5 separate regions of the Homo sapiens genome follow, and all the other regions are linked to region 1. Evidence: chromatin contacts called from ENCODE Hi-C data. All regions are on one chromosome and are shown on one strand. The core of a region is the stretch at or near the end of the contact, and the rest is flanking DNA. Distances in the headings are between cores, read along the strand shown. Region 1 holds the start of UPP1 (uridine phosphorylase 1). Region 2 has its middle 180 kb from the start of INHBA. Region 3 holds the start of LINC00265 (long intergenic non-protein coding RNA 265). Region 4 holds the start of SEC61G-DT (SEC61G divergent transcript). Region 5 holds the start of LANCL2 (LanC like glutathione S-transferase 2).

Evidence for each region. Hi-C counts contacts between places; a loop is a spot of excess contacts on that map. Pooled maps may share reads with other maps.
Region 2: a loop to region 1 is called in a pooled map, with 17 times the contacts of the local background. The contact joins the enhancer-like site here to the promoter of UPP1 in region 1. A Hi-C loop is called at or near these places in 6 of 37 single-sample maps with no recorded cell type and 8 of 50 pooled maps.
Region 3: a loop to region 1 is called in a pooled map, with 16 times the contacts of the local background. The contact joins the promoter of LINC00265 here to the promoter of UPP1 in region 1. A Hi-C loop is called at or near these places in 4 of 50 pooled maps.
Region 4: a loop to region 1 is called in a pooled map, with 19 times the contacts of the local background. The contact joins the promoter of SEC61G-DT here to the promoter of UPP1 in region 1. A Hi-C loop is called at or near these places in 5 of 50 pooled maps.
Region 5: a map of ascending aorta shows a loop between it and region 1 (11-fold over the local background). The contact joins the promoter of LANCL2 here to the promoter of UPP1 in region 1. A Hi-C loop is called at or near these places in 2 of 168 maps with a recorded cell type or tissue (CD4-positive, alpha-beta memory T cell and ascending aorta) and 9 of 50 pooled maps.

The regions. Positions count from the first base shown.
Region 1 is chr7:48,087,841-48,090,649 of GRCh38, forward strand. It overlaps UPP1 (uridine phosphorylase 1), which reads left to right and starts at 1,425. Exons shown (of 9, transcript NM_003364.4): 1 at 1,425-1,578; 2 at 2,348-2,524. RefSeq lists enhancers at 428-957, 770-979, 1,490-2,019 and silencers at 1,120-1,459, 1,800-1,989.
Region 2 is chr7:41,880,369-41,883,068 of GRCh38, forward strand. No RefSeq gene overlaps it. Among named protein-coding and RNA genes, the nearest start is that of INHBA, 180 kb to the left of the region's middle. RefSeq lists an enhancer at 1,071-1,620. Within about 2 kb of position 1,368, at least 12 of the 41 ENCODE cell types and tissues checked have a DNase peak (open chromatin) inside an H3K27ac peak, as active enhancers do.
Region 3 is chr7:39,732,259-39,734,958 of GRCh38, forward strand. It overlaps LINC00265 (long intergenic non-protein coding RNA 265), which reads left to right and starts at 1,310. Exons shown (of 12, transcript NR_026999.1): 1 at 1,310-1,786. RefSeq lists enhancers at 713-812, 903-972, 1,130-2,329, 1,263-1,342, 2,534-2,700.
Region 4 is chr7:54,757,932-54,760,631 of GRCh38, forward strand. SEC61G-DT (SEC61G divergent transcript) reads left to right here and starts at 1,382. Exons shown (of 3, transcript NR_110040.1): 1 at 1,382-1,593. It overlaps SEC61G (SEC61 translocon subunit gamma), which reads right to left and starts at 1,280. Exons shown (of 4, transcript NM_014302.4): 1 at 1,227-1,280. RefSeq lists a silencer at 930-1,249 and an enhancer at 1,483-2,418.
Region 5 is chr7:55,363,982-55,366,694 of GRCh38, forward strand. It overlaps LANCL2 (LanC like glutathione S-transferase 2), which reads left to right and starts at 1,356. Exons shown (of 9, transcript NM_018697.4): 1 at 1,356-2,248. The coding sequence starts at 2,045. RefSeq lists enhancers at 1,281-1,470, 2,091-2,550, 2,581-2,713 and a silencer at 1,541-1,960.

The DNA of each region.
Region 1 (2,809 bases), core at 175-2,674:
CACTGTGACCGGCTAGGTTTTTTTTTTTGTTTTTTTTTTTTTTTTACTTTTAGTAGAGACGGGGTTTCACCATCTTGGTTAGGCTGGTCTTGAACTCCTGACTTTGTAATCCACCCGCCTCGGCCTCCCAAAGTGCTGGGATTACAGGTGTGAGCCACTGCGCCTGGCCGTACTTTCATTTTCAATAAAACCCTTAATTCCTTCCTTGATTTGTTTGTGTGTTTCACTCTTGTCACCCAGTATGGAGTGCAATGGCGCGATCTCGGCTCACTGCATCCTTCGCTGGGTTCAAGCAATTCTCCTGCCTCGGCCTGCCTAGTACCTGGGATTACAGGCACGCGACACCACGTCCAGCTAATTTTTTGTATTTTTAGTAGTGACGGGGTTTCACCATGTTGGGCAGGCTGGTCTCGAACTCCTGACCTCAGGTGATCCATCCGCCTCGGCCTTCCAAAGTGCTGGGATTACAGGCGTGAGCCACCACTCCCGGCCCAACCCCATGTTTTCTCAGGAACTGGAGTTCCCTTTAGGAAGCAAGTAACAGAGGTGCTGGGCTGCCCGGGCCTCTAGGTCGTCTTCTTTCCCAGGCTCTGTGCTCTCACCAGAGTGCGCGTTCGGGAAGCAGGGAGAGGACCAGGAAAGACGCCTGAGACGGAGAGTGGGCACCGGCCGGGGGCAGGCAGGTCCGGCCCCTGGGGGTCAGAGTGCAGCGCCGGTTTGAGGCAGTTCGGCCACTTAGCTGCGACTCGAAGTGAATGAGTCACTTCCCCTCCTCGGGCGAGCTCCTGGCTTTGCCCCAGCAAGCGGGAACTCCCAGGATCAGGAAGGTCCCAGAGAAACTCCCCAGGGGGGAAGCCGAGGCCGTCCAGAGAGATCCAGGGTACACACAGTGACAGTGCCAGCTCCACATTCCCGACCACCGGGCCAGGGCTGGTTCCACGCTGTCATTTCTCTCCGCTGGCCCCAGCCGCGGGGCCACCGCCAGACAGACAGACCGGGGATCCTGCCTGGCGGCGTGACCTTGGGTTAGTCCTAGAGCCGCTTCTAGCCCGGTTTCCTCCGCCCCAGGTTAGGACCACGTGGGTAAGAAGATTTCCTCTGTAGTAGGGGCTGTTTAATGAGTAACAGAACTGGCTGCTGGTTCTTTACAATTGCCCAGCTGCTCTGCAGAGGCGAGAAGCAATTGCGGGCTGAGCCTCCCGGGACCTTCGCGGGAGGGTGGAGAGGAGGAAGGCGGGGGAGGCGGGGCCAGAGGGGCAGAGGAAGGTGGGGGCGGGCGGGGCTTGTCTGCGGGATGGCCCAGGATGCGGTCAGCTGAGTTCGCCGGCCCAGGGCAGGCGGGGCCCGAGCCTAGCGGTAACCCCCGGGCAGGGCGGGGCCGCTCGCAGACTCCATATGAGATTCACCTCGCAGGTGGTTCCCTCATTCGAGTGCTCCGGCGCACAGACCCGCGCCCCGCCGTCTGCGAGCCTCCCGAGAGCCGTCCCTTCGTCCGGCCCTGGAGCATTGCGTTTGTCGCCGGTGTCGCAGTGCGAGGATGGCGCCGCGGGTGTAGCGGCTCTCTGCGCAGGCCGAGTGGTGAGTCGCCCGCGGCCCGGCTCCCGCCGTTCTCTCTTCCCAGGGGTCTAGCCCGTCCCCTGCCTTGGCCACGTGCCCATTTACCTGTAGGGGCGGTGACGGAGGCTCTGGTGCACCTTGGCTGTGAGCTGCAGAGGAGCAGAGAGCGGCCCGGCGCGGCTGCGCGGGGAGGCGGGCGCGCGGCCGGGAGGTTCTGGGGCTGGTGTGTGCGGAGCGAGGTGGGCGTGGGGGAAGCGCGCGGGCGGGATGTGCTTCCTCGGGTCCACCCCGTGCCTACCTCTCCCACGTCCCGGCGACGGAGCGCGCGGGGCTCTGGGCGGGGAGCCCACCGGGCCGAGGCGCAGCGAGGGTGAAGCCAGAGCCGGCAGGGTCAGGTCCCGCAGGGCGCAGGCGGGCGCTTCTCGCAGCCCAAACCCGGGCGGGGAGTGCGGGAACCCCTAGAACTATGCTGGGAGCCCCAGATAAGAGGAAGGAGATGGTGACTTAAGTGACGAAGTGATGTTTTGTCCCCACCGCCTTTTAAAGGGAGAAGGGGGTAAAATTTCATTTGGAGGATGATTGTTACGCGAGCTTTCAGAGTTCAGATGGCGTCAAGTGGCCATCGAGTCAACATTTAACAAAATGTTACCGCATAAAATATTGTCATCGAGTTATCTGGCAGCTCCGCAGAGAAACTTCACAGGCATATGCGTTATATGACATAATTTGCATGGGGAAGGGGGTCCCTTCACGATTCTTTTATATGGCAACCTGTTCTTGGACCTGGCAGGGCCCAGAGAAGCGAGGAACTCCGCAGCTCGTCGACACGTCTCGTCTCCTGTCCCAATTCAGGGCTTGGTGAGGTGACTCGCGGTCGCGGGTGACTCGCCGGCAGGACACTGCCTGGAACGCCTGGAGCGCCTCCCACTGCAGACGTCTGTCCGCCTCCAGCCGCTCTCCTCTGACGGTCAGTTTCAAAGAAACACAGTCTGGGATCCGGAGTAGAAAGAGGCCGTTTCCCGTGAAGGCCATAGAGGCAGTTTCCAGGCGCCTGGGTGACCTGTCTCTGCACTTCCCTCTCTGCTTCTCCATCCCTGTTTCCTTTCCCCACTGTCCCCTGCCTGGCCTTTCTTTGGCTCATTTTCTGCCTTCCTGGGGTCTTCTGGTTAAAAAGACCATTGGTTCCATTCATTGGCTGTAACCGCGGGTCTTTAAAAAACTTTGTGACTTCCTTGAATAGAAAGAATGTCTT
Region 2 (2,700 bases), core at 118-2,617, 6.2 Mb before region 1:
GTGGTGGACCCACAGTGGGATGTCTCATGGATGCCTTTCACAACACGGATTTGGCACTCACTCTTTGTCAAGAAAGGGGCCAGGCACCAGGGGTATATGCCAGATTTCCCACTGATGGTTGAGCTCCAGGCCCTATAAGCCTACAAAGGCTGGCTCAAGGAGGCCAGCTGTGAACACTCATGGCCCTGCAGTCTACCCTATGCCAACTCTAATGCTGGCAGGTTTTCACCTCACCTGCATTATTTTCTGCCTTTGCTGTATTTTGAAAGACAAACAGAAGATTATCTAACAAATACTGAAGTAGTCATTGGGATTACAGGGATCCACATGGTCAAAGGAGGTGAGGGGCGAACAATGAAGCTGTGTGTCCCAGGAGCTGTCAGTGTGCACATGGCTGGTCTATAGCATGAGAAAGGTAGGAGGAGGGCAGTGGATGTCAGTTTATGAAGGATAAAGGTTGTCAAAGTATTCCAATTAGGGGGCCGTCACCTACTAGCCTTCTGCTTTAAGAAGACCAGCCTGGCCAGGCGTAATGGTTCATGCCTGTAATCCCAGCACTTTGGAAGGCCAAGGCAGGTGGATCACCTGAGGTCAGGAGTTTGAGACCAGCCTGGCCAACATGGTGAAACCCTGTCTCTACTAAAAATACAAAAAATTAGCGGGTGTGATGGTGGATGCCTGTAATCCCAGCTATCTGGAAAGCTGAGGCAGGAGAATCACTTGAACCTGGGAGGCAGATGTTGCAGTGAGCCGAGATAGAGCCACTGCACTCTAGCCTGGGCAACAAGAGTGAAACTCCGTCTCAATTTAGAAAAAAGAGAAGACCAGGCTGACTACAACCCCAGGGACAGTCAGTGGCTTACACAGATCTTCTGGAACCTGATGTTATACAATTTGAGGAGCCCTTCTTAAGCAAAAAAATTCAAAACCAAGAATATATAATTAGGTATAAAACTGAACAGTTATTTAGAATGAGAAGATAAACCTCAAAAAAAATAGAACTTTAGAATGATGATAAATACCACAACCATAGGTTAAAACATGAGAATTCCAATAAATCTCTTTTGCAGAATTCTCATCAAGGAGGAAAGGAAAATGTATGAGGCCTGTATAATTGTATACACAGCATGGCGTGCTATATTCCTGAAAGGAGACAACTTCTGTTTTGACTAGCTGTCATTGAAAACAAAGTCCTCTGCTTACGATTTTACATATCTGACTTTGGAAGAATTTTCCAGAGACCAGCTTCCTGCTTTGTATATTTCAAACTTTGCTTCTCCTTGATTCTGCATAAACGTCTGGTGTCAGATGCTGCAGGACAAATTCATATCACCAGATGACGTTTGACCCTCCACTTCCTGTCACGAGGCTGGGTGCGTCAGTGCAGGGGGCCGTAGGAGTATTCCTAGAAGCCGTTCCTACACCAGGATGACTAGTAATAACTTAACTGCATTCAGAAACAACTACCAACCACAAAAATATCCCCTACTGAACCCAAACTAAATATATTCGCAACTCAACTTCCTTTTAGCTGGGGCCCCAAAGTGCTGGTGACGACGCTGACACCCTAACAGTAGGTGCACAGAGGGGAAGTCGAAACAGAAAGGGGAAGCAGTCTTAACCAATTATGGCTAAATATAGCTCACTTTTAATACATTTTACAAAAATATATGACCATGTGAACACATTGCAAGGTCTTCCCCCAGCTCTTGTAAGGGACCGTGCAAGTGAGGCCCTGAGCTGAAGTTTATTAGTTTATTAGCTAACAGGTAGATCTTTCTCTGAGGACTCACAGATCTATCTGGTGGTCTGACTGCAGCTGAGGACCCCAATCTGGAGTAATAGTAAATAGCTGTAGAAGCCAAGGATCAGAGGCGAGGCAATGCCATTGTAGTGGAAGGGATACATTCGAATGGTAATTAGCAGGTGGAACCAAGATGATTACAGTTTGGAAGAGGACAGAGTTAAAAATGTGGCACCATCTAGTCTGGCACTTGCCCCTCTTAATTTATCCAAAACATTGAACAACACTTAATAACTTGTGCCAGGCATAGTGCTTGCTGCCAAGCAGAGGGGAGGGTGTGTGACCTGGGCTGTGAACTCATACTGGCCGGCTCGCTGTAGCGTCCCCTGCCAGCCTCAGCTCCAGAGGATGTCTGTTTCTCCTCTACTCAGTCAGCAAGGGATCTTTCTCTTTGTTCTTACGAATGAGGCCACCCATTAAGATGTGTCTAGATACTTTGGCTCCCAGGTCACACCCAACTATTGCCTCTTTTTGATCCAATATATACTTTTTCCGTAAACTGGTCAAAACCCATACTTACACAGAGATGGAAAGAGGAGTATAATTTCAAATTGCAAGGGGAAGCTGGATATAACTCAGTTTTTAAATCTCGAATGTATATATTTTTGGCCTGATTTCCCACTCTGAACCCCCAAATCAGTAAAATCACAAGGTGAATGCAAACAGGAAAGAGAAAGGAGAAAACATGTCTGCCAGCCCATAGATATGACCCTGGGGCCCTGGGGGAAAAGAGAAAGCAGGCACTTTCCCATCATTACGGCTGCACCACCGCAGTAATGATGCCCTGAGAACATGAAAGCCAGCAGTAGGGGAAACCCCACCAAACATTTGAGATCCGCAGTCTAGGGATTACTCCCCGCCAGGCACTCGATCTTTGCACAAATCTTACAGCTAAC
Region 3 (2,700 bases), core at 60-2,559, 8.4 Mb before region 1:
ACCCTGAGACCTTGTAAGTCTCAAGCCCATGTACTCCTTCCTGGGGACGAGAGATTAGGATACACCACTTCCAGCCCAGCCCCGTTCTTTCTGGAGGAATCCTTGAAGCAGAAACTGAAGGTGAAGAGAACATACAGAGAGGATGGGACAGGATGGACACCAAGCTGGGGCCTCAGGAGGCGGCCCAAAGACCTCAGCCCCGAGCACTGCAAAGGAGCAGGTTTCCAGATATGGTCAGGGCACCATCAAGAATGGATACCCTTTCTAGGGCCATGTCTGGTTATAATCTGTTCACTTTGTTCAGTACAAACGATCACTTCCAGAGCAGAGGCTGGGGTGGAGAGTTTGGAATTTAAGTTTTAACACGTCCTAGAGCCAGTCTCCTTGAGGGCAGGAACCTTATTCTCTTATTCATTACTGCATCCCCAGGCCTTGGAAAAGGACCTGGCTCATAGTTGGTTCTTATTAATTCTGAGAAGGGAAGGAGGAATGACTTCCTTCCGGGGACCCTCCTCAAGCTGGACTGAGCCAGGTCCTATGACCACCTGCGGAAGAGCACCGCAGGGTTTGGGGCCATCTGCAGCAAGACAAGGTGTCATTCAGGCTCCCTGCAGCTCAGCTCTAGCCAATTCTCCTCCTTCCCGCCATGCACACTGCAACTAGTGGAGCAGTTTTCCAGGGTGGCACTTCCCTTTCCCACCCTCCCCCGTTAGGAAAAGCCCTTCTTCTCCTGAGCTCCCATCGCTGCCTGAACCCCACTCGGCCTGGCCCTGCAGAAGCGAAAGCCAGGGACCGGATTTCTCCTGAAGTCTTCTCTGCCAACGACAGTTCCTCTTCCACTCTCCCCCACCCAAGGGCCGCTCCTCTTACAGTAGACAGCGGTGCCTGCATCGAAATGGAATTCAGGAGGAGCACGTGAGGGGGAGGGGAGAGGTGCATTTTGGAGGAACTTGATAGGAGGTGCCTTGGGACACCCTGGAGGCGACGAAGCTGCGTCTCTCAGACTGCCACTCTTACTCCTCGCCCTGTAGCAGAACCCCAACCCCCGGCCTGAGACTCCAGGGATCGGCTGAGCTCGCGGGCTAACGCTGTGAAGCCTGCCCAGCTACCGTGACGTCACGAGACCCCCGCTATCTCGTTGGTGGCTATTTCCTCTCCCGCTGTGGTCCCTGGAGACGCCGGAGGAGATTTCCGTGACAACGGCAAGCTGGCTGCAACGAAGCCGCCCACGTAGGCCTCCCCGGCCTGCTGGAGGAGAGGGGATCCCCCGGGGCAGAGGCGGCTACACCCGGAGAACCCGGAAACCGGAAGCGCAGATCCTGCCGGCTCTGGACTAGCCGCTCAGCACCAGGGCGGAAGGAAGACGAGGCGAGGCAAGCGCCAAGCTTCCATCCGGACTTCAAGGCCAGTGGCTGGGTCTGGTTTTCTCAACACGGCCTCCTAGTCTCCTTCCCGCTTGGGCATCTGTTTTTCTTATATAGACCCTGAAGCCGCCCGTGATGTTCTGTAAGCAGGTTCCGCTTCAGAATCAGAGGTACTTAAGAGGGAACCTGGATGCTAGACCTGCCCTTGCTGCTGGCCTCAGTTTCTTTACCTGTAAAACAGGGATTTTGGAACTGTTAAATTAAATCAAACTTAAAAGAATTACAACTTAAAGCTGCTGGAACTTTACATGATCCCGAGCCTTGAGAGGAATGTGGCTATGCAGCCTGAGTCATGTGGCATGCAGATGCAACCTCTGCCTTTTTCCGCTGTAAATAATTAAGAAGACCAAGTAGCATCCAAGGTAAGACCCCTTTAGATCATTGTCCCTCCTCACAGTCATAATCTTCCTTGGAATGTAGCAATCTGAAACCAACCACATCGTTGTAGGTATGCAACTTGCATGCACATTTGTAATCCTGCTGGAATGTCCCTGCCTCCGTCTATATAATTGAAACCTTAACTTCACCTTGGAAACGCTGACATCATTTGTTTGGAGTCAGCGCTTTCCTGGATGGCCATCCTCAATCTTTGTGTTTAAATAAACTCTATGCTTATTTACATTTTCTGAACTTCATTGTTTAAGGTTGACAGAATGCAGGGGGCAGGGGGACAGTGCAGTGGAGGGACATTAGAACCCCTAGAGTCCTGTGACTCCCAGTCAGAGGGGTCGCTCAGCTGCCAGGTGTCTTTCAAGGGTTCAAGATGAAGTGACGTGCCCCAGGTCCCACAGTGAGGAAGTGGCTGAGTCAGAACATAGGTAATTTCCAGAGCTTCTAATTAGCAATTCACAAGGAGATCCTTCAGAGCCTCTGCTTCCCCATTTGTAGAATGAGGATTGTAAACCCTTCTTCAGTGGGATGCCCCTAGAATTATGTGAAACCACTACAAAAAGTGCCAAACACATGGCTTTTAATAAATGGCCATTATGTCTTTAATTTTTAATAAAGAAAATGGGTTCTTATTAAATTTGTATTCTGTGTTGGGTCATAATGCTTATTCTTCTGTTAACTCGTTCCTCTTTAAGCTAGTCTGGCTTCCTGGTCTTCCTCTCTCCACCTCACCTCCCACTTCTGGAATTCCTAGGGCTTCAGCTTGCTTCTCTCTTACCCTGGTCACTTCACTCTCCCCTCCAGTAGATCTTGAGAGGTCTGTACCTTAATTTGCTAGTCTCCTTCCCGTTCCAGGCATCAGTTTTTTTATATATAGATTTACCCT
Region 4 (2,700 bases), core at 132-2,631, 6.7 Mb after region 1:
GCAGTCCCATCCATTTCTCATTCTACAGTCCCCTCACCGCTCCTAAGGAACCATCAGTGTTGAGATCCAACAATTACTTTCCATATTTTATTTTAAACTACGCAGAAGCCAGTGTCTTGTACAGTGAATGCCAACTACGGTGCTGCAAGAGCCTAGAATAGAGGCAAACGTGAATTTCAACCTTGATTTTTCTAAAACGTGCCAATACAACATACTTTTCTAAAGTATAAAGAATGGCTAAAGGAAGACGCAAATTCTGAGAAGCTACTAGCTAAATTTCAAACTTTTCGATTTGAACACATCTTTTAAGGAAACAGGGCTATATATTTTACCATACAGGTTCTTTTGAGGAATCTATTACCCAATAGAAATGTTATCCGATCTTAGCTTTGAGAGCCACTGCTATAGTAAGTAAAGCAGCCAGGGTGTTATTTGTATTTTCCTCCATTTCCAGTACTCAGAACAGTGGCCAGGTGGTAGTTCAAATCACTGGCTATGGAATGTAAACCTCTGTAAGCCCCAGTTGCCTTCCTTAGTGTAGGGTGTGGACAACGAAATGAAATAATGTCAATGAAACACCAGGAATTCTGCAACGTTCTGGGGGCAAAAACACAGTAATGTCTGTTTTCTCAGTATTTCACTCAACTTTGCTCTTGAAATCCAAAGGGCTTAAACTTTTTGTAATCATAGTTGTCACGAAGGAAGCTAAGAATTCTTTATCCAGAAAAACGCACGCTACACACAATACCGCACTCAATGTCAGGGGTAGAGATCCAAAAACCAACTATGATCTCTCGAACTAGACTCTAGACCAATGCTCTCACTTTAAACCACGGAAGCGGCGGCAGGACCAGAGCTGAGTACAGCTCTTCCCAGACAGGACTCCACAACAGCACACAGAGCCAACCCCGAAGGGATCGGGCAGCAGGACATCATCTTTGGCTGCAGCACAGAAGACGCCGGGGCAGGACGCTAAGCCCTGGAGCCCCGCGGGCCGGCCACCCAGCTCGCCGGGAGTCCGCGGCCCTGGGTCTGCCTTCCGCCAGAGGCCGAGTTGGTGGGATGTCGGCGGCCAGACCCCGGCCCTGAGCCAGGGGACCACTTACCGCCCGCCCCGCGACGGCCGCCCGGGGAGACACGCCGGCTCGCCCACGCCCGCTGCCCCCAAGAGTCGCAAAGGTGTGGCCGCCCCGTTCGCCCGTACCGACCGGTGGGAAGAAACTCACCTACCCAACCGACACCTAAAATGCCAGGGACACGTAGCACTGGAGCTTGCTGATGGAGGCCCACCGGAACCGGAATCCGGGTTTCTGCCAACAGCCCGCCCACTCCTCCGTCCTATTGGTTCCTTACGCGAAACCTCAGTGCGCAAGCGCAGCGCGACGTGCGCCCGGCCACGCTTCCTGGAAGAGATGCATTGCGGAGCTCGCTAGTTGGGGCGTTGGCCTTCCTTAGGAGTGTGAGTCTAGCGTTATCCCTTTTTTCCGGCTGGATCCCGGGTTACCCCACCAGCCCGACCTCAACCCACTCACGTCCACAGCACGAGCCCCAGCGGCCTTGCGCGGTGCTTGCTCTCTAGTAGCGGCTGACTAGGTAAATCCTAAGTTGTGGTTTTTTTTCCTGCGGTCCAGCTTGATGTGTGTCCTTACGGTACATACTTTTTGTATGTATATAATGTTGGTCGAAATGAAGCTTATGAGCAATATAATGTTATGGCCTAATTCAAAATAGTATCCCCACCCCAAACTTTGACTTTGGCTGTCATTCACGGTAATGAATGCCGCTGTAATTGAGGCCTTTGTCAAACGCTAGGTTTGGTTACGGGAGTGGTCATAATGTACACACAGCTCCCCACTTACCCACAAGGATGCATTCCAGGAACCCCCCGCCGGATGGCTGAAACCGTCAGTAGAGACGGGGTTTCACCATATTGGCCAGGCTGGTCTTGAACTCCTGACCTCGCGATCCACCCGCCTCGGCCTCCCAAAGTGCTGGGATTACAGACGTGAGCCACCGCGCCCGGCCATGTTTCCTTTTAGCAATGGAGCATAACGGGATCTGAGGAACAATATAACTCAGGAAGAGCTGATGGAACATTAAGACGTGTTACAACTCTCAGTGCTTCTTAAACTTCTTCAGTAACTGAAATCTCCTGTTAAGTTTTTTAGTAAATGAAATTTGTAACCCCAGAACCTCCAGATATTGATTCAGTGGGTCAGGGTTAGAGGTCACACACCTCCGTATATCTGACTGTAGGTGGTCCATACACACTACACATACCTTGCCTTAGCTTTAAGAGTCACTTTTAAATTCTGAACAGACTGAGATGCGTTTGACTAGTTCTTCATCCCTGGGACTTCAGCCCATGTGTCATCTCCTTAGAGGCCTATAGTGACCATCTAAGGCAATCCTGTCTATCTCATGCTCTTTTTTCCTTTTTCACAATACCTTCTTCATTTGCTGCATAGCATTTGTATTAACATTTATTTATTTATTCCTCGGTCTGTCTCCCTACACTGTAAATCCCCTTACTAGACCATAAGCTCCAAGTGGGTATAATATAGCATCTAGTAAAGTGCTAAACACAGTAAATGCTCAATAAATAATTTTCAAAAAAATAATTCATTCCAAAAAAACATAAAATCACATGTTGGCAAGTTCACCCCAACCACCAAATGTCTGAGTTGACAGTATTTTCAG
Region 5 (2,713 bases), core at 106-2,605, 7.3 Mb after region 1:
ACCTACCACTTCTCCATAAAATAGTGTCAGTGAGCTGTCCAGGAGGGCAGGGGATCTGCCGATAAGAGAGCATTTAGGAAAATATGCCGACTCCTTAAATTGGGTTTCGATTTTTCAGCTTTTGAAAATATTGGTTTTCTTTAGGACAGGTTTCTGTACTTGCCAACAGTTGCCAGTTATCCACCAGCAGACTGCAGGAAGAAGAGACAATCTTCACCTCCCTCCTGGGTAGGGAGAGCTGAGAATTCACTAGGCTTAGCCTAACAAAGCCCGCAGTGGACGTTTCTGCTGTACCTGTCCAAGGCGTGATAGTTCCCCAGACTTTGGGGAATATCACCGTGGGTTATTTTGTCTAGTTAAGTCCCTGTGGTGGGATAAGGATGGCTCCTAGAGCATGTCGGCATCAGTAGTTCCTGGAGTGGATTTTCCTACACCGTCTAGGTATGAAAATTTGGTGGGAGAAAAGACCCCAGGAAAGGGGAAAGCAGGAAAGTGGAGCTAAGGGATGCTGCTATAACACTCATCCTGTTGTATCTGTTCTGTTTCCCTGAACTTTGAAGATAGTTATGCTGAGTACCCCCTTTAAAATGATTTTCTTCTACACTGTACCTTCCCATGGTCATGTTCTTGGTGGGGTGTGTTTCACATGTCCAGCCCTGTGGGGTTGGGGGGACACTAGAAGAGGTAGTGGGAAGCCAGACTTTCCCACATCATTCCACCGAGGCCACGGAGGCAGGAGGAACCGAGCCTTCCCTGTGCTCGGCACTGTGTTTTTCTTCATCATGTCACTTTTTACATTAACGTGTATTTTTGCTTGCTTCCAGAAAAGCACCTACATCAGCTATGCTGTAATCCTTGCTTTTCTCACCCAATAACTGGGAATCCCCAGAGAGCCAAAACTATCTTTTTAATCTCTTATTTCTTCATCACCTAGTACCATTTGGTGCTCAATCAACGTTTACTGAGCGGAAGAAAACGGAAATAAGACATTTTCCTCAAGGAGCAGAAATCATTACACGTATTTGGTCCAAACAAATAAAAATAAAGAGAACCAATGAAGACTGAAGTAAACCACATCACGATTACATAAATGTAAAGATCTGGTTGCTTGTGTCCTTTTTATAATACATACTATGATCTTTGCCAATTAACACTGGAGGACTCTTTCTGGTCGATAAAATGTTTGGATAATTAAGTATGCTTTCATTTTATGTCCCGGTATCAAAGATGTCCATTTATTCAAAACAAAGGGAGTGAACATAAAACATAAAAAGAAAAAAAAAAAGGCCTGTGGCTCCTCCTCCCAGACACCCCCCTCCAACAGTGATGAATAGGAGGGACTGTCTCCCTCCCCCATCCCTCGGAGACTAGCCTTGCAGTGTTTTAGACTGTTTTGAAATTCTGTTCTTTAGAAGAGATTTTTTTTTTCTTCTTAATATCAAACAAAGAACTGCTGCTATTCCTTTGGGCTGGCGCAGCAGGGGCCGGTGAAATGCAGGCTGACGACGGCGCGCCAGGGGCTGAGCTCGCCCCGGTCGGCGACGCGCACACACCTTGAGTGACAGCGACCTCTTCTCTACAGGTTTTCCCCGCGGGAGCGTGGCCCTAGCGGGCGTTCGGTTTTCTTTGGAAATCGCGGAGGGGGCTGGCCGGGCGCAGCGATCCCCACCCCGGGACTCCAGCCCCGGCCGTGCGCGTCGCCGCGGACGGGCTCTGCGGGCCACGGGGAAGGTGCGAGGAGGCGCGAGCAGGCTGTGAGCCGCTGGGCGCTCCCGCGAGCCCGCTCCTCTCCGTCGGGAGCAGGGCAAAGGCGCCAGGAACAGGGCAGAGGCACAGCGCCCACCGCCTCTGCGGCCGCCTGATGTGCGAGCAGCCCGCGACGAGGCAGTGCACGCTCAGACGCCCCGCTCCTCCCGCCAGCGCGCGGCCTCGCTCCTCCTAGAGGACGCTCTCTGCGCGGGCCCTCGGAGGAGGCGGCGGCGGGGCGAGCTGCAGCGCCGGGACAGGAGGTTTGTCCCCGCCCGCGCGCCGTACCGCGGCGGAGATGGGCGAGACCATGTCAAAGAGGCTGAAGCTCCACCTGGGAGGGGAGGCAGAAATGGAGGAACGGGCGTTCGTCAACCCCTTCCCGGACTACGAGGCCGCCGCCGGGGCGCTGCTCGCCTCCGGAGCGGCCGAAGAGACAGGCTGTGTTCGTCCCCCGGCGACCACGGATGAGCCCGGCCTCCCTTTTCATCAGGACGGGAAGGTGAGTCGGCGGCCTGGCCGCAGAGGCGCCGGAGGGGGAGCGCGGCGGTGGTAGCGTCCACCTTCCGCCAGGCGTGACGTCACAGGCGCGCGCCGGGCTTGGGAGGGCGCGGGATGATAGCGCCTAGCACCTGTCTCCGGGCCTTCCCGATGAGCCGCGCTTAGGGTCCGTGGGCTTCAGCTGCATGAACCACGTTCCAGCAGTTCGGCCCTCCTGGCCCCAACGCGCCTTTGAAATACGCGGACAGTGCGCTTTCCTTCTTGGCCCGAGCGGCGCTTCGCAATGCGGGCTTGTGCACTCGTGAGGCCCGCGGACACCTCCCGCCCCTGCGCGGCGGAGCGCTCCGCCGGCTACCTGCTCCTCAGAAGTGGCCTGGAGGCTGGATTTCCTTGGCCATATCTGGTCCCTGGGCTCTCGCCGACAAAGAAGCATTGTCCGTACTGTCTGTGTGCCCAGAAATGGGAA